Regions from separate parts of the Mus musculus genome. Here regions 1 and 2 are each linked to region 3. The links are chromatin loops, found by intact Hi-C in ENCODE. Cell type or tissue: heart. All regions are shown on one strand. Each heading gives the region's core, and the rest is flanking DNA. Links, peaks and the distances in the headings are about the cores only.

Region 1 (5,960 bases), core at 343-5,342, 48 kb before region 3:
AGGAGCCACCTCTTACCTGTGAACTAGTGTGTTCTTGAGGCCCCCCACCAGGCCTCGAGCAATAGTCTTCACTCTTGGCGTGAGGATGGCCTGGGAGACATGGAAGGCCCCACGTGGAGCTCGCTCACTCAGGGTGGTCTCCAAGAAGAGGATCAGTTTCTGCACACTCGTGGTGTTTGCCCAGGGTGCCGGAATCTTCTTCCCTGGCCACAGGAATGGGTATTGCTTGTAGAAGGGACAGTGGTAGAAAATGAGAACCTAAAATGTTCAGAGCAGAAAAAGGACAGAAGCATTTAAAAGCTGAGTAGTTGAACAGTGAGAGAGAGAGGTGGACAAACATGCTCAGAAGTAGCAGAATTGTTCACAAAAACTGGGAGGTGTGTGTGTGTGTGTGTGTGTGTGTGTGTGTCGGGGAGCCTTATCTCTGTGCAAGGTTTTACATGGCTAAACGACAGATTAGAACTTCATGACTGTGGAACGTAAGAAGGTTGGAGTCTACAGTCAAACTATCTTAGGCTAGCCTTGCTCCTTTCAATAGCCATTCATTGTTCACACCTGTGCCTGACCTGACATCCTTTTAACTATCAGGTTAAAGCCTTTGTCATGTATTCAGAGCAGATCACCAGCTTCCAAGAACAGAAATGTCCATAGGCTGCATCCTAAACCTGTAATGACTTCTCTTGCTATACCCTGCCTACTTGTGGTCTCTACTAATGTTAAGAAATGTCTTGTCTTAGGGCTTTCTTTAGTTTCTTGGCTAATCAAATACATAAGTTGTTCCAGGCAACCTGAGTCTCTGTTCCCATCCCATTCCTATTTGGCTCAATAACAAACTATTTCTTATTCTCTTTGAGGTGAGAACTGTGTTTTGCCTAGATAATGTTTTTTTTTATCACATGTATTTATTTATTTATTTATTTATTTATTTAGTACAATGGCAGAGAGATGCAGTGGTACACAAACTGTTGCAGAACATGCGTAGTAGTCAGAACACAGCTTTTGGGGAGTTAGTTCTCACCTTCAAGCAAATGGGACCTAGGTTATGGTAGTGTGCCTTACCCACTGAGCCACCTCCTTGGCCCTATATATTATTTTTAAAAAGTAAAGAAACAAAGAGTTACTGAGAACTTGCTGTCTCACTCAGAGGGTATTACCTTGTTGGTCATGCACATGATAAGGCCATTGACCAACTTCTCACAGATATTTCTTTAATAAATGCACAAAATGGACAAGATTATAAAGGAAACTGATAAGAAATAAAGGACTATGCCTATTTGGATAACGAACATATTTGTAAGAAATTAATGTAGAAGCCTTATGATAAATACATTAAATGATTTTGATAGGGTCTAATAAGCTCCATTAACTAGGAGTTAGTGAGAAGCATGAACATATTTTAAGGCAATCTGCAGAGAACGTGACCAGGCTACATCCTTGAGGAAACTTGACAGGCAGGGTCAACCCTGCAGAAACAAGATCCTACTGGCAGTGTATATGACTGGTGCTTATTCAAGGTGAGTTGAAGAGATGTAGTTTTTAATTGTGGTTATTTTTTTTTAACCAACCAGACACAGCCTCATTACATTCTGTCCTCACACAGTCCCTGGGAAGTCTCAGAGTATCAGGCTGAATCCAGTCTGGTTCAGAAATCATGTTTCCAGTGCTCATGACATTGACACTTGGAGTAGCCATAGCTCTCGGAGTTTAGATAAACAGTGAGAACTTATTTGAGAGTGAATAGATTTTTCAATTGTATGCACTGACTCTGATGAAAGAGTTACCCATCCCAGGAGAGGGGAGCAATGTGCCACCAGTACCAGGGAAGACCTGGTAAAGGCCACGAGCCTCCAGTGGGGCCAGTAATTCTGAAAATAATTAGCAAGCTATAGCCACAGCATTAATTAGTTTCTGGGAGGCAGCTGGGGGCCAGAGGATTGCTATTCTGGTTGCCCCAGTTCTGAGCTCTGTTGTGTGGTTTTCTAGGAGAGCTGTAGTTTTCCCCTTAGGGGCACGGGTGAACTCTTCCGAGAGGAATGCCTGGCTCACATTTACCATGTGGACTGTAATCTTCTGAGTAACCTTTCAGGCACTCAGGATGGGGGTGGGATTCTATATGTTCATTCCATTTCCAGTGTGTTCAGGTGATGATGAAGGCGCCAGACCTGGTGAATGCCCAGAGGCAGGGGCTGCCAATGGAGTAATGTCTACCCTCCTGGTTCTTAGGGGTTCTGAGTAATGCTGAGCTCTGATGGTGACGGTGGTAAACACAGGCGTTAATGAGGTTAATCACAGGCTCACTGTAAGCAGATTGCTGGGGAGACCCAAAGACTTCCTGCTGGCACTGAAACTGGTTAGGTTGGAAGGGTGAAGCCCGAAAGAGAGCTGCCCTGGGCAGCAAGGTTGGGGAGCTGGGGGTGGGGTGGGCAGGAAGCCCAGCAACCCTGTGACAGGCTTAGCAGGTGGTACCCAAGACACCTGCCTCCAGGCTGTGCGTCCACACACTAGAGGGCAGTACTCAACTTTATTCTGCCTCAGAAAATGTGTAATGAGTACATATCACACGAGAGGCGCTTTCTGTTCTTTCCCCCTTGGTCTTCTTGGAGAGTCTGATCTGAGGGTTATTGGGGAATCTCTGCTTATAAAACACAGGTGTAGAGACTCTCACCCAGCCTGTGTAGAGCATCTCCTTCCCCATCCCCTTGTGCCACTTTGCCCTGAAATATCTCCAGTCCAGTTCAGCAGTTCATGTTCAGTTTTCCTCTTGACACTAAGATGAAAAAAATCCCATTTCTTTTAAGAACAGTCCCTCAGGCGATCTCTTCATACTGTGATGGTTCCTTTACTGGGGTCTCTGGGGTGCCAGCTCATGGTGTGCTCCACTTCTCAATGGATTATAAAACTCCTTTCTTCATACCATGTAGGACACCAGGCTTGATCTTATCTTACGATTGCATACTAATCGTGTTGTTGATTATTACATTATGTTGATATATTATTTCTATTAATTCTTCTTCTTGTTGTTTGCAGGGGCGTGGACATAAGAATATAACTTTCAGGAGTTGGTTCTCAACTTCTACTATGGGTTCGAGGGGTTGAACCAAGATGACCTTAAACTTAAGAGACTTGCCTACTTCTTTCTCCTGAGTCCTGGGACTAAAGATGTGTATCTGTGGTTCCTGTTGTTCTAACTGGGCTGTCTTAGTTGACTTCAGTGGGCGAAAATTGACCTAGTCCTGTAATGACTTGAGATCTCAGTTTGTGTTGGTACCCAAAGGGGACCTCACCCTTCTCAGAGATGAAGGGCAGTGAGGGATGGGGGAGGGGCTGTGTGAGGGTGGGACTGGGAGGTGAGGAGGTGTGTGATATGTATGTATAGGGAATAAATAAATAAATAAATAAAAGGGGGGAGAGTTATGTGCCACCATGGCCTGGTGGGTTATAGATTTCCTACTTTCTCATTTAGATCTCAAATATTTCCAAACTGTAGGCTAAATCCTCCAATTTATTGTACCCTTTAAGCCTTGTCTCTAGGGTATGCATCTATAATCTGTGAGCTGTGATATAATTACATGGTGAGTAAATGAAATGTGACTGGTGGTAGAGTACTTCCTGATACTAAATTCCAGTAATAAAACACTGGGGGAGAGGGTACGAGGGGTTGGGGAGATTTCACGGCAACTCATCACATAATGAATATTCAAAGCCTGATCACAAGTGTGACACTGCCCCAGCATGGGGCAATGACTGGTGGCTCTCCTTGAGTGCTCCTGTTCCAGCTCTTAAAGTGACATTAAGTTGGGGATACTTTCTCTTTTCAATATATCATTCCAGTCTCTTTCCTCCATAACCATAGGACTATCTATAGTGGATAACGCTGCTGCTAAATTAGCCTGTGCATGTGGGTGTGTAAGCATGTGTGTGTATATGAGTGTGTGTGTTGTGTGTATGTGTACTTGTTAGTGAGGGTGTGTTCATATGTGCATGTAGGTGCAGGTGCGCCCCTGTGCACATGTGTGGAGGCTAGCTCGAGGTTGACCTTGGGTATCTTCCCTTCATAGCTTCCCACCTCCTTTTAAGTAGAGGTCAGAGAACAGCACCTGGGTTCAATTCTCTATTTCCTCCCAGTGGGTCCTGAGGCTCGAATTCATGTTGTTGTGGTTGTCACTTGGTTGGCAGCAAGTTCCTTAACTTTCTGGATCCTCTTCTGTTCCCAGAACCATTACTTTTTGAGATACAGTCTCTTGGTGAATCTAAAGTTCTATTTAGCCAGACTGGGTGGCCAATGACTTCCAGGGATCTGCCTGTTTTTTTTTTGTTTTTTTTGTGCAATCTGTCAACCATGCAGAATTTTACCTGTGTACCAAATTACACAATGTTACTGACCTCATATTTAACCTTACCTTACCCCCTCATTCAAATGCCGTCCCCTTTTCTCAATGGGAACAATGAGGCCTGTTGAAAATAAAGTATCCCCAACTAATGTCTCTTTAACAGCTGACACAGGAGCACTCAAGGAGAGCCATGAGTCAATGGCCCCATGCTGGAACAGTGTCACACTTATGATCAGTCTTTGAATATTCTTAGTGAAATGAAAGTGTTTTTATTTCAGAACACAGGAAGGCAGTTGTGACAGTCATCAAGGCCTATGGGAATACTAGAGAGAAACTAGCCAATGAGGGAACCCTGACGCACACTCTCACTCACAGGGCTTTCTTGGCAAGCTGCTGCAGTATCTCCATTCCTCAATTTTCCCATCTGCAAAGTGGGGGGAGGGGGCAATATCAAATGCCTATCTCCTAGTGTTGTTGAGAAGATCAAACAGTTCATCTGATTCTGGTGGCTTAGTAAAACTGAGTTGGCATTTAAAGAGTTCCAGGCAAGCCTGGGCTATAATAAAGCATGACCCCCACAACAAATAACTAAGTAGATTAAACTAAATTAGACCTGTGAGTCTGACCAGTATTATACTTAGGTGTGGGAGAAGAGATGTGATACATACTTGAGAAAATATCACTTATACTTGGTACTCAACAAATATTTTAAGATAAATAACTGAGCTCCTTTTAAACATGAAGTTCCTCCTAGAGTTAAATGTTTGTTTTTAATTTTTTATTATTTATTTATTTGTTTGTGTGTGTGTGTGTGTGTGTGTGTGTGCATATGCATGCACACCTATGAGTGTAAGTACGTATGTGTGTGTGTGTGTGTGTGTGTGTGTGTGTGCATATGCATGCACACCTATGAGTGTAAGTACATGTGAGCCTTGAATGCACACTGAGGCCAGATGAGAACACCAGCGTCCACTATTTCTCTTCATCTATTCATTTGAGGCAGTCTCTCTCTGAACTCGAGGCTCACAATTTCTTCGCTAATCTGGAAGTGTCCAGTGACCCACCTGTCTACACCCCCACACAGACCTGAAGTTATGGTCACTTGTAGGGGACATTTCACTTGTTTTGTTGATGCTGGGACCAGAACATCTATCATTATCATTGTAAAGCAAGTGCTTTTAACTGCTTAGACACCGCTCTGGTCCCTGAAAATACTACTTTAGTAAGTTTTTCTTAGGGCCAGGGATGTGGAACAGTGGGAGAGCTGTTTGCCTTGCATGTGTAAGGACATTTTTTAAAGACATTTTTCTCAATGTACTTAATGGGGTAGGAACAACTCTGAATAAATGTACCCTTTTTGTTTTTCTTGGATTAAGTTGAAGTCAGAGGCTGTCCTTTCTCAAAGCTCTCATTTGCTACCAGCACGCCTTGGCATTTAAGGCCTGTGTTTTTGCTGAGCATGCGCCTCAGGTTTGGAGGTTTATCCTTACTAGGAGAAGAGCGTGGATAGAGGGCATTAAGCAGACCTTAGATAAGACAGAATAATGATCTACTGAACAATTGGCTTATTTCACAACTTTGCCTTGCGCAGACATCGGCCACCCCATTAAAAGTTAATTTAGATGTCAG
Region 2 (5,960 bases), core at 623-5,622, 340 kb before region 3:
AAGGGTGAGAAAGCAACTATATAAATATTAGTAATTAGTCCTATGACTGAAATAGCAAATATAGTGTGAAATTTTCTATTTGAGATTTTTTTTTCATTTGTTCAAACCAAATACCATCACCTACTGTATATCTAGTATATGTGTGAAATCTAGTATATCTCTGTGTGCATAATTGGTACTTATACATGTAAAATTTATATCAACAGAGATAGCTGCAGAATAATTTGAGTAATACAATGTTGCACTGGCAAGACAAATGGTGACAGCATATTTCCATGGGGCTACGGTACAGGCTGTTTGGGAGCACTGGTGTAGGCAAGGCATTAGAGAATAGGGCTGGGGAGGCAGATTTCAAATGGTGGACTTTGTGCAATAGTAGGAAACCTCTGACCAGCTTCTAACTCACCACAAAGTTATAAATAAATAAATAAATAAATAACTGCAAATACAGTGCATTCACATATTTTTCTCCTTAGTTCAATGAGGCAAAAAAGATAATAATGTTTGGTTATCTATTTTCTCCCTGTCCAAATACACATCTTAATTCTTAGGCCATATGTGTGTCCTGCTACAAGCTACTGCAACGTGATCTTCCAGAAACAACACTAGACCTTTCAGGGCAAAAGGCAGGCACCTGGCCCATCACTTGCACCTGGAGAGGTGTATAACACACTTTTATGGCAGTATATTCCACACTAAACACAAATGTGTAAAAACTTTAAAAAATGGGATTTTATTCTCACATGTGTGGGCTCGTTTTCACACACAAAAGTCTGTGTCACCTTGACCCCACCTTAACCTCCAAAGGCTCAATATACAAAGACCCAGGAGCCACCAAAGTGGCTCAGCAGATGAAGGCTCTTGATGGCAATCCTGGTGACCTGACCTTAACCCTTACAGAATAGGAGAGAATCAGTTCCCACAAGTTGACTTACACACATGTGCCATAGTATGTACACACACACACAAATAAAAATATAATTGTAATAAAACCCTCATGACTGCCACTTCGCCTCCCCCACCCTTGTGTGCTCACCTCGTCTTTTCATGCTATGCAGTCCCTCCCCATCATTGAACACTCACGTGACCTTTCTCTTATTCTCCTCCTTTGCTTTGCCTAGGAAAGCCTTTTAATACCTGTCACTTTGTCCAGAGACCAAACTCAACGTTCTGTCCCCAACAATAAGAGGACAGCAAGGAAAATAAGCTAAACCTCAGTAAAATTCTTCTACTCTAGCATTTTCTTCCTTAGGGACATACTCTGAACGTGCCTCAGCTTAATAACTGAATGAAAGGGCACGTTTTACTAAATATAATTTTGCATCTATTTGTGCACAATTCTACTTTTCAGTCATACTGGGTATAGCATTAAAGAAGCCCCTTCAGCAGCAATAGCTCCAAAGTCCAGCTAATCCTCTACTCCTGGGATCGTGAGAGTCTCTACTACGATGTTAACAGTGATAATGTGAGTATCAGACGTGATGTTGAAGAATGCTTAAAGGAGAATTACCCAACAATCACCATTTAATACCACAGAGTCCATATCCACAGCCAGACCCTGCAAGCTCCCCACAGAAGTGCGGTTTATGATACTGGTTTGAATGGAGTCCTTCAAGATGGCCGCCACACACTCCTCACAGAAGATGTGGCCCTTGGCATGTGGCATAACAAACACAATCCAAAAGTGGACCAGGAGACCGCCTTTGTTGTTACTGCTATAGTAAAAAGAGAGAAAGAAATGTTCAAGGCTACATTATAGAATGCAGACATGCCCAGGACCATAGAAACTGACAGATTCAAGGTCACTGAGCACACGTTTCAAATGAACCTAATGCCCTTCCGTAGGTTGTCTTTCAACCTGCTGTAAGGATTTGAAAGAGAAAACCCATGCTATGTGTGATCTAATCATTGTGTGGGATTCAAATCTGGAAACATTACTGCACAGCTGCATCTCCACAGAGATTCCCCTAAGGGTATCCAACCAGAAGTTACTACCCAATTCAGTGTCTCCACCCAGTGTTAAATCTGCTTCATGCAATTGACCTATTAACATTCCACTTCTGCAGATGAGAAAATTGTGGACAAGTATAGTACAAATATCACACAGCCAATATGAAGTGGATCTAAAAACAGAGTCCAATTTTCTTTTCAATATGACAGTGCTCTGCAGTAAATAACTTTGGGAATGCAAGTTAAGGAAAACAAGTAGTTTGATTCCCTCGAAGGTGTCTCAATACCTTTACTATACTCCTGGAGATTATGAGTCTCTGCAGCTATACTGGGGGTGGAGACATGTGGCTGTAGTAGACAGAGCACAATTTTTCCTAAATAAATATTATTTTACCATGAGATTCTTTTTTCTTCTCAGACAATACCTAGTGGCCAGTTTTTCACTGAACGTGTTTTGGAAAGTAGTGGCCTGTGCCTTATTCCTGTATCTATCATCCACCCACCATGGTGTCCATGTTTGTGAACATTTTCCCTAGCATGGCTGGAATTGGGATTACATCTAGGTGGAGAAAGGCAGACGTGGTAAATTTAAAACAAACTTGGTGTGACAGCCCAGCTGAGAGTTGGGTCATTAGTTTTGCTAAAGGGGGTATTCACCACCAACAAATTATCTCTGAGTTGGGGATTTTATTGCAAGAATGGTAAGAATTCCTGAAGCAGGGGCATACATTACCTGACGTCTGCAACCACAGACTGCTTATAAAATTTGGAGAAAGCAGATGTTGTATAAACAAGGTTTACCTGAAAATAAAGAGATTAACTTAATTCTTTCAAGCTTGTTTTTCTTAGGGCCACACTCCAACAGCTAGTAGAGGGGAAAGCAGGCTTCAAACAGAAGGCTTCTAACTCCAAACCCAGACAGTATCTCTTGGTTTTAATTCAGTCCTTACTTCTGAAGCAGTTCTTAGAATTGTCAGTTATTCTTACCCATTTTTTCTGTTTAAAGTCTGTCATCGAGTTTAACTTCTGGGTTCTTTCAATTCCTTTTATTAGTTTTCTCCGTGGTTTTAAAAAAAAAAATCAAACTCATTTTATCTATAGCTTCAGATCTGCTTATTCTCGAGGATAAGTTCCAATATTAGCCACAAGGCGGCGCGTGGTGCCCACAGTCGGGCCAACTGTCCCCAGACCAGCTGACCCAAAACTCAAAGGAAACCTTTTTCAGTCAACTTAACCTTCTTTGTCTTCAACTTACCCTCTTTGTCTTCACTTAGCTTTCCTAAAGCTAAACTCATTCTCTTCTCAAAATACCCACCCAGATGCCCAAATCCTAAAAGTTCTATAATATTGTGGAAAATAATATAACGATTATAAAGTTTAAAGTAACCACACACCACACACACATACATTGCCTAAACCTGTTGGGCCTCCATTGGTTTGGTTTATATTCTCCCTGCCTGCATCATATCCATAATTTGAGGCATAATCGCTGCAGGTATATGCGAGGTGAAGGATTTCCAGCTGTAGCTCTTGGCAGTCAGTAAGAAGTGACCTGACCATGGCTGTCACTTTCAAACCCCTCCTCATTTCTTGCTGCAGTGAGGTCATTGGCAACCCTCTGCATTGCTGCAGAGGTCCAAGTTAGCAGAAGCTTTCCCAGTGTCCCTCTGTGCCAGGAGCCCTGAATAGACTTTTCTCCTAGATGCTTTTAGAGACTCATCTGTGGGAGTGAGCAGAGTTGTGCATAATTCATGACAGCGTTGATTCTGTATTATGTATAATGTAAAAAAATAACTAGAGAACAGCTTAAATGTCCAATAAAAAGGGATTTGTTAACTTTGGGACTATTAACACTTGCTTTTAAAAGAACATTGGCTTGCATAGGAAGTCTAAAAGTCAATGCTAAGAGAAAAACATCACTCTATAACAACAACTGAGAATACTCCAATATCACAGGGCCCTCATGCCGTTGTAGGGCACAATAAGAGCTTTGTCTCTGGAAATAACATTGAAAACTGATGATTTACTTTTAATACTCTTCCAAAATTTAGTAATTTTACAGTATTCATTATTTGAATAAAAAGCACATTTCTTTTAAACATAAAGAGATGGCCAGGGTGATGCTGAAATAAATATGTAGAAATTAATGGGTATGTTTGAACTTCAGAACTGGAAGCTGTTTTAAAGATCACATGATATCCTTTATTTCACACAGGAGAAAAATAGAAGTTGAAAGAGCTATCTGAATGTGGTTGTGTCTTACAGTGAAGATGGACAGAACAGAGAGAAAAAAAAGGCGCGTGTATCTTAAAGCACAGATGAACTAAAATTTATGTTTCCTTCCAGCAGCTTTCTTTCTGCATCCTGTCTTCTATTTCCTAAACCCAGTGAGCCAGGGCATTGAAGAAACCCATCCCTTCCAACCCCCGCTCCTGTGGTCCCCACCCTCTTGCCCCTGCACCCATGTCCTTACCACTTGCTGTACTGTCTTTGCCATGGAGAGAAATTCCCTAGACTCCTTCTGCCGGTACTCAGGAAGGAACTCAATGTTGGTGATGCGGAACATTCCAACAAAATAAAAAGCATCTTTGCTCTCTGTCTTACCTGAAAAACAAGAGAGAAGGCGGGGAGGTTGGACAGCTAAGCGATGTCTGATGCACGTTGGCAGGAGTCTCCTAAAACGATTTCAGCTTAGGCAAAACAAGTACTTTAGCGCATATCAGAATCTGTAAAACTCAAGAACAGACCTAGTGGCATTTTTTTCCTTCAGCAGCCAATCATCCTAGCTCTTATCTACCCAGCTTATCTGCTACTGGCAAATACTTCAAGGCAAGATTCAAAGGTAAAAGCTACATTTCTTGGAGTTTATTCTGGTGTCTCTAGCGGGTTAATAACACACACAGCTCTCATGGGTTCCATGTCTGCAAGCTGTAAAGTGGTAAGGGGCATGCACCCTCAGGCTGGGCTACAGTCAGCATGGTGGGGGAAGAGAGGAGAAACCTCCTGACTGTTTGGAGCTTCCACTGAGCTACTGGCTGACTTGTGGACCTAATAGGCAGCAATAAGTCCACGCTTCTTACTCTACCCAACATATGGAGCCCTGATCCTTACCAATATGGCCTTCAGCTCAGCGTGGGGTCACTCCTACTCAGATCTGCTCTGGGAACTGTAAGACTAGGTTTCTTGGCATGAACTTTGCTGACAGATGGACAGAGGCAAGGCTGGCTGCATCTACATGGGCTCAGGGTCCAGGAGAAAAAAGAGGGTGGCTGGGGGAATTGGAGTCTAGCCCTCTTGCTCTACCTCCTCCCTCACAGTGCTGGGTGTTGAACAGGTGGTAGGCAAGCACTATAGCAATGGATCACAGTCTCCTCTTCGTTTCTAATTTCTCTCTCCTGTCTCTGCAGCATCTTATGGACATGGTTTTATTTTATTGATATATATTTATTGATTCCTGCATTCACTGCCATGCAGGGAACCATGGCCCTGCAGGTAGGAGTTAAGCACTCTCCACTGGGCTATGCTCCTCCCATCCATTGGTCTTTTAAGACTAGTCTCTCAAGGATAACACAGGCTGTCCATGAAATTCCAATCTTCCCACCTTCATCTCCTAAGTGCTAGAATTGTAGTCCTGTGCTTCCATGACAGGCTTCTCACAGGCTTTGTAACTCCCTTCCCTGTGGCTGTCACCCCTGGGCAGCAGTCTTAAGCGCTCTGAGGGAATGCAAGGCAAATCACTGTTTTATCTCAACCTCCAAAATAGTTAAGTCCCTGATTTACCTTTGACCTCAAGACATTTGGTGGAGAAGAAAAAGAGAGAGGGGTAGCAGAAATAGAGAAAGAAAATCTTCTGGTCAACATAAGGCCTCCCATCCGGTGAAGCTAAACAGAAGATGGTTGGCTTTAAAGATGGAATCCACAGGAGTGGCAGGTCAGCCCTCTTATGGGGTCTGTCGGGGTCACTTAGGCCAAAGCAAAGAAGTAAGGCTATGGAAGGATGAGGAAAAGGG
Region 3 (5,960 bases), core at 504-5,503:
AATGCTAAGGTGTTGATTGGGAGAGGCAGGGGTGATAAGAAATAAGAAATAGCAGTAGCCTAGGGGAAACAGTCAGGTCCCCAGAAGCTGCAACCTTGATGCCAATGAGGTGCTATCTCTCTCATCAGACAGCCCTGCCAAGGCTGTTCCTGGGCAAGGGCACAGAAGTAAAGTTCCTTTTGTCCTTTCATGAGAGCCTCTGAGAAAGTCTTGGGTTGGTCTGGCTCCCCATGCTTGATTCCCAGTAACAAGCATAGGAAGCAGACTCGTTCCCCTCCCAGGTTGTTCTAGCCTGCCTCACAAGGAATGTTAAGGAAGCACCAATGATCTCTACGCAGTGGATTATGCCTGTAATCTTCCACTTGGGTGGCTGAGTCAGTAGGACCAAGAGTTTAAGGCCGATGTAGGCTAGATAGTGAGTTCCAGGTCACGAAGGTCTATAACTTGAGAGACTCTGTTGCTCAACAACAATGACAAGGAAAACTAGATGATAGACATAGAAACATAACTTTTAGACTAAAAAACTAGTATTCAGAAGTTGAGTAGTTAATGTTTTAGTGATTCTATGTAGTCAAAGTTGTCGAGGGGACAGGAGCCTAGTAGGAGAAACAAAAGGTGAAAGTAGGTTAATGCTAATGAATAATTACTACTAACTGGAGTGCTTACTATGTCCAAATCATTCTGACAGATTGCAGGAATAGAGAGAAAGCTAAATAGCTCCCAGATAGTGCATAATTAGTAGACAAAAAGAAAACAAGAGAGAGAGACAGAGACAGAGACAGAGAGACATGCACACAGAGAGACAGAGAGAAAGAAAAAAACAAACAAAAAATGGTGTATTGTTAGACTTTTGAGGACAAAGAAAAGAGGTTATAGAATGAGAGGAAGGAAGGGGCAAAGGACATAGGAGGCATTCAAGGAAGAAGTTGGGTTCTAAGAAGAGCTGCTCCTGGAAAGTGGGGGTGGGGTAGAGTAGAAAGACAGGTCCAGTGGAGAAAACATAAGCAAAGCCAGGACATGGAGTTTTAGAAGAAAGTCACAGCGGAATAGCACGTGAGAATGAATGGACACACAACCCTAGGACTTTCAGTTAACCTTCACAACAGCCTAAGGACCTCAGACTTTTGCTGCTTGGAGGGTGAATACCTCCCAGTTCCTTGGGAGCAGAGTTGTGTCTCCAAGGCTCGTCACTATGACCCGAGGGCTCCCCACTCTGTGTCACCTATCATTATCATAAATCAGGCAAGGCTTGTTTACCACCAAAGCGCATTAAAGAGTTTGCCCTTTTCTTCAGATGAAAGAAACTGTTGTGAGTTTTTAGAACGAAGGGAAATAAAATTACACGGTATAGTAGAATGATTACTGTAGCAGACTGGTAAATAATGAAAAAAATCGTTTAGGGAAATGATTGAAAACAACTATCTAAGCAAAAATAAGTGGGAGAGCTTGGCAGCAAACACACGGGCTTCCTTAACTCTGCTGCTTGCCCTACTCATTTCTTCCAAGAACCTGTAATTCTAGGACCTGGGTGGGCAGCCAGACAACCTCTTAAATTATATTCCAATACTTTAAAGCATCGTCAATCTTTTATAGGCCAAGCCTGTTCCTACCCTACAGATTCCATCTACAGATTTTGTTCTCTGCAATGTTCTCTCCAGACTTGAGTAAGGAACTTAATGGAGACCTGAGAAGGTGACCATAGCACTTGGCCCCTCCTTAAAGGCTACACTATATATTGTAAAGAATCTAGATTCTGAAGCCAGTGTGTTTGTTTGGTTTGAATTCAGGCTATAAATGATGCATGAGCGCTCCAGGGCAGCTGCCTAAATGGCTTACCATTCAGCTAAGTCTGCTTGGCAGGATACCTAGCCTGAGTCTTACATAACTGAAAGCATTCAAAGATTCTTAGAGAAAATATACTGTCCTAGTGGTATTGGGGCTGTCTTTGGCTTCCTGGGTAAAAGATACCATAGCTTACTCAGGCTTTGTGCTAGGATGGAAAAAAAGTATAGATTTCAAACAGAATCGGGATCCAGGTATGTCCAGTCCAGAGTTATTGCTTGCAATGAGTGAGGAGGCTATGTGAGACTCTGGGTTCTACAGTGCTCTCTCTCTCTCTCTCTCTCTCTCTCTCTCTCTGTGTGTGTGTGTGTGTGTGTGTGTGTGTGTGTCTCAGACAGTCAATCTGTCTGTCTGTCCCTTCCTCCCTCCCCCACTTCATATATGTATTTTCCCTCTGTGAAGGTGGGGAGAGGATAAGATACTGAAATGAGGAGCTAGGATGTAGTATCAACTCGTTTGTTGTTGTTTTGTCATTGCCACCTCAATAAAGTTTATTCCAAGTCATTTCCAACTTTCTCCCTCTCGTTCAAAGGAACAGCAAAATCTCCTGTGTAATGGAGACCCGAGTATCTAACTGGAGTGGTGCTGGGGACATACAGGCAGCAGCAATTACCTCTAGGAAGAATGTCAGCACCGTAGCAGCGGTGGACCTTAGGAGGAGAAAAGAAAGCACAGAAGTATACAGGAACACACACATGCCTGACCATGAGGCAGAGGAATGGTGTTTGGTCCACTTATTTTGTTATCAGGTCTGGACCCCCCCCCAAAAAATTGCTTGATTGTTACTGTGACTCAGCCCCTGATTCCACCAGGGCTGGCTGTACACTTGGGGTAAGATAGCAGTGTCTTAGGCAGGAAATAGTCATAGGCTCTTACCACATGCCCACCCTGTGTTTGTGGTCCACCATTGTGACCGCAGACAGAGCCAGATGTGCCAGTGGCTGGCTACATTTGTAAGCTCGGTAGCCAATCAGAGACTTTGAGCTTTTGTATTCTTCAAATGTGTCTGGCATAACAAGTTTTCGTTTCATAGAGCATTTCCTTTAGCAATAACAGAGTGTTACTACAGAATACTCTAAAGGAGATTCCCCCATATTGATGGTGGTAACGTTTGTTTTCATATCTTGTCTTCTTCCTCCTATCCTGTCTTATCCCTGTTAGCCAGACCCACCCAACATCTCACGCTTGAAAGCCCTTAGCACTTGGGCAAAAACTGTGATTTCAGATGCTAGGGAGCCACCTGCTGGTACTGAAGCCTCACTTCACACATAAAGATTGCCATGCAGTTTCCAAATACCCCAACAGGTCTAAACCTGGAGCCAGCACCAGGGAGCCAGCACTAGGGGGATGTTTCCTGTTGGTTCCTGGCTCAGAAGCCAAGCCTGTTCAGATCCTCTGGGGCATAGTACTTCCCATCCTCTAAGTAAACTTTCCTGGGGATTTTTGTGTCCTAAACATTTGCGACTGTGTTTGTAAAAAACCAAACAAATTCTTACTTGGGAAAACAAAACCAAAAATAAAAAGGTAGGAAGACAGAACAAGCAATTGTTAATCCACTCAAAAGTAGCAGAGCTCAGCTTACCCAGGTGAGACACATCTACATTCCTGTTAATTATTTATTCCACCAGGAACTTGTCTCTTCCCAGTCAATCATTCTCCTAGCATTCACTCCCATCACGTTTCTATGGAACACTTGTCCAGGTCTCACCCCTATGCTAGTGATGCTGAGACGTGCAAAGGCAGCTTCCTCAGGACAGAATGAGTGAGTTCACTCTTGTTGTTATTGTTGTTGTTGTTAATAGAATGTCTTGCTTTCATGTGTCTGTATAGGGGGGATGGGGTGGGGTGTGCCACAGTGTGTGTGCGTGTGGAGGTCAGAGGACAACTTGTTGGAGTCAGTTCTCTCCTTCCACTGTGTGATTTCTGAGGACTAAACTCGGGTTCCCCGAACCCACATGTGGCAGCTGACATGCCTGTAACTCCAGCTCCAAGATATCTAACACCTGCTTCTGGTTTTAACCTCTTATCACCATATATACAGAGGGACAGAGATACAAATAGGTAAAATACATATTTAAGAACAAGTAAATTCATTTTTATACCAAAGCAGCAATGGCAAACAAAAGTTTCATTTCCGTAGAATAGAGTATAGATACACGTTAAGTATTTATTACCTATTTATTGACTTCTTTATTTATTTAAGACTGGATCTCACGTATCTCAGGCTGGCCTCAATATATAGCTGAGAATCACTTTAAACTTCTTATTATCCTGCTTCCAGTTTCCAAGTGGTGGGATTAAAGGGGTCTATCAAGTGCTGGAGATTGAGTCCAGGCTTCATGCACACGACACAAGCACTCAATTGACCTGCAGTCCCAGCCACTGCACTTCAAGTATTTATTGCATAAATAAATAATGGTCAAGCCCTATACCCCAAAGGTTCAGGTGATGGAAAGAGGTCTTGTGGTGGTTTAAGTAAGAATGGCCCCCATAGGATCCTAGGGTTGAATGCGTAGTCATAAGGCAGTGGCGCTACTTAAGAAGGATTAGAAGGTGTTGCTCTGTGGGAGGAAGTGTGTTACTCGATGTGGACTTTGTGGTTTCAAAGCCCAACCCAGGCTCAGTGTCTCTCTCTGCCTACTGCCTATGGATGAGACTTTCTGAGTCCAACATAGTCTTGATGGGGACAGGATGATATGATTCCTGCCCCTCGGACAGGGCCAGTGGTGTGGGCTTCCATGAGTGTGAATGACTACCATGGACATAAAGCTTGTTTGTATAACAATGTATATATCTTTATATTTTTCCTTCAAGGAATGTGCTCCCTGTTAATGTTAATGACGTCATGATCTGAGTCCAGAATCAGTCTGGACGAGTCCAGGAGATGAAGGTGTGGCTAATGTCTCAGCAAAATGGTAAATGCTGGGACCTTCAGGACAGCCCTTAAGGCTGTGGACAAGAACTCTAAAATGGTGAGTTTGAAAATATATAACTTCTCAACTATACATAAGGATGTGATATGAATTACGAGGGGCTTTATGACTCTAAAGGAACAGAGGTAACTACACTAGGAGCCAGCTTGTCAGAAAGATACTAAGGCAGGCAGATTCCTGAGTTCAAGGTCAGCCTGGGAAACAATGAGTCCAGGCTCAGGTTTGAAAGAAATGGTAATTTCAGGACAGGGTCCTATGATCTAGCTTATAGTCTGTGCTTAATAGAAGCAGGACGGTCTCTGAATTCTTTTGCAACGTTGAAAGAGAATAGTTGCTTGCTGTCTCCTAAGAACTAATGGGCTAGGGTCGCCAGATTCCGATTCTTAGGATAATTAAAAGGTAACCTGAAATAAATGACTGGATTGGTATGCAAAATAAAAAAAAACTGGGTTTATGATCTGCAGGAGATGAGCTCTCCAGAAAAAAGGTTTTAGAATATCAAGAGAGAACTTCTTGGAGAACTGTCTCAAGCAGAACATAGATAGAGACAGAGCTGTCTAGAGATTTCTAGAGAAAGCAAATCAGAAAGAATGCAGAACAGAGAGAAAACACGCTAGAAAGTTGACTCCAGCAGAGGTCTGGCCATCAACTTGGACTCACAATTAGACTTTGATTTGTTTTGGCCACTCCCAGATACCCCTTCTCTCAGAATCCCCAACCAAGCCAAGGCTGGTCCTTAGCAATGGAGCAGGATGTGGCTCTCAGCTACTTCTCCAGCACCATGTCTGTCTGTCTGCCACCAAGCTTCCCATGATGATATTAGACTCCCCTCTGAAACTCTAAGCAAGTTCCAACTAAATGCTTCTTTTATAAGGGTTACAATGGTCATGGTGTCTCTTTACAGCAATAGAACACAGTGACTAAGACAGTCTCTAGGAGGAGAAGGGAAAGTGACTACAGAGCCTGTTCCTAGCTCCACTTGGGTACTTGTAGGTGCTCTGAACTGCAGGCAGCTTCCACTGTTCTCTCTCTCTCTCTCTCTCTCTCTCTCTCTCTCTCTCTCTCTCTCTCTCTGTGTGTGTGTGTGTGTGTCTGTCTCTCTTCCTCTCTCTGTCTTTGTATCTCTGTCTCTCTGTCTCTGTCTCTGTCTCTCTCTCTCTCTGTGTGTGTGTGTGTGTGTGTGTG

Evidence for each region. Peaks named below come from ENCODE experiments on the same cell type or tissue, not always from the same donor. Only the 100,000 strongest peaks of a DNase experiment are listed, where the experiment ranks them.
Region 1: it touches region 3 in a loop (2.6-fold over the local background); 12 of 42 quality-filtered maps call a loop at or near these places.
Region 2: a loop joins it to region 3, with 8 times the contacts of the local background. A loop is called at or near these places in 8 of 42 quality-filtered maps.

What each region holds. Positions count from the first base shown.
Region 1 is chr16:45,972,093-45,978,052 of GRCm38, forward strand. It overlaps Plcxd2 (phosphatidylinositol-specific phospholipase C, X domain containing 2), which reads right to left. Exons shown (of 4, transcript NM_001134480.1): 3 at 17-258. Among named protein-coding and RNA genes, the nearest start is that of Gm15638, 29 kb to the left of the region's middle. In heart, for the core only: a CTCF peak has its summit at 2,505 (motif pointing right); no DNase peak of the experiment used is centred there.
Region 2 is chr16:45,681,888-45,687,847 of GRCm38, forward strand. Tmprss7 (transmembrane serine protease 7) reads right to left here. Exons shown (of 18, transcript NM_172455.3): 3 at 4,424-4,554; 4 at 2,684-2,751; 5 at 1,522-1,715. Among named protein-coding and RNA genes, the nearest start is that of Tmprss7, 8.8 kb to the right of the region's middle. In heart, for the core only: a CTCF peak has its summit at 3,094; no DNase peak of the experiment used is centred there.
Region 3 is chr16:46,019,648-46,025,607 of GRCm38, forward strand. Gm31198 (a long non-coding RNA gene) reads left to right here and starts at 2,549. Exons shown (of 3, transcript XR_384882.2): 1 at 2,549-2,591; 2 at 3,471-3,604; 3 at 4,657-4,776. In heart, for the core only: a CTCF peak has its summit at 3,098 (motif pointing left); no DNase peak of the experiment used is centred there.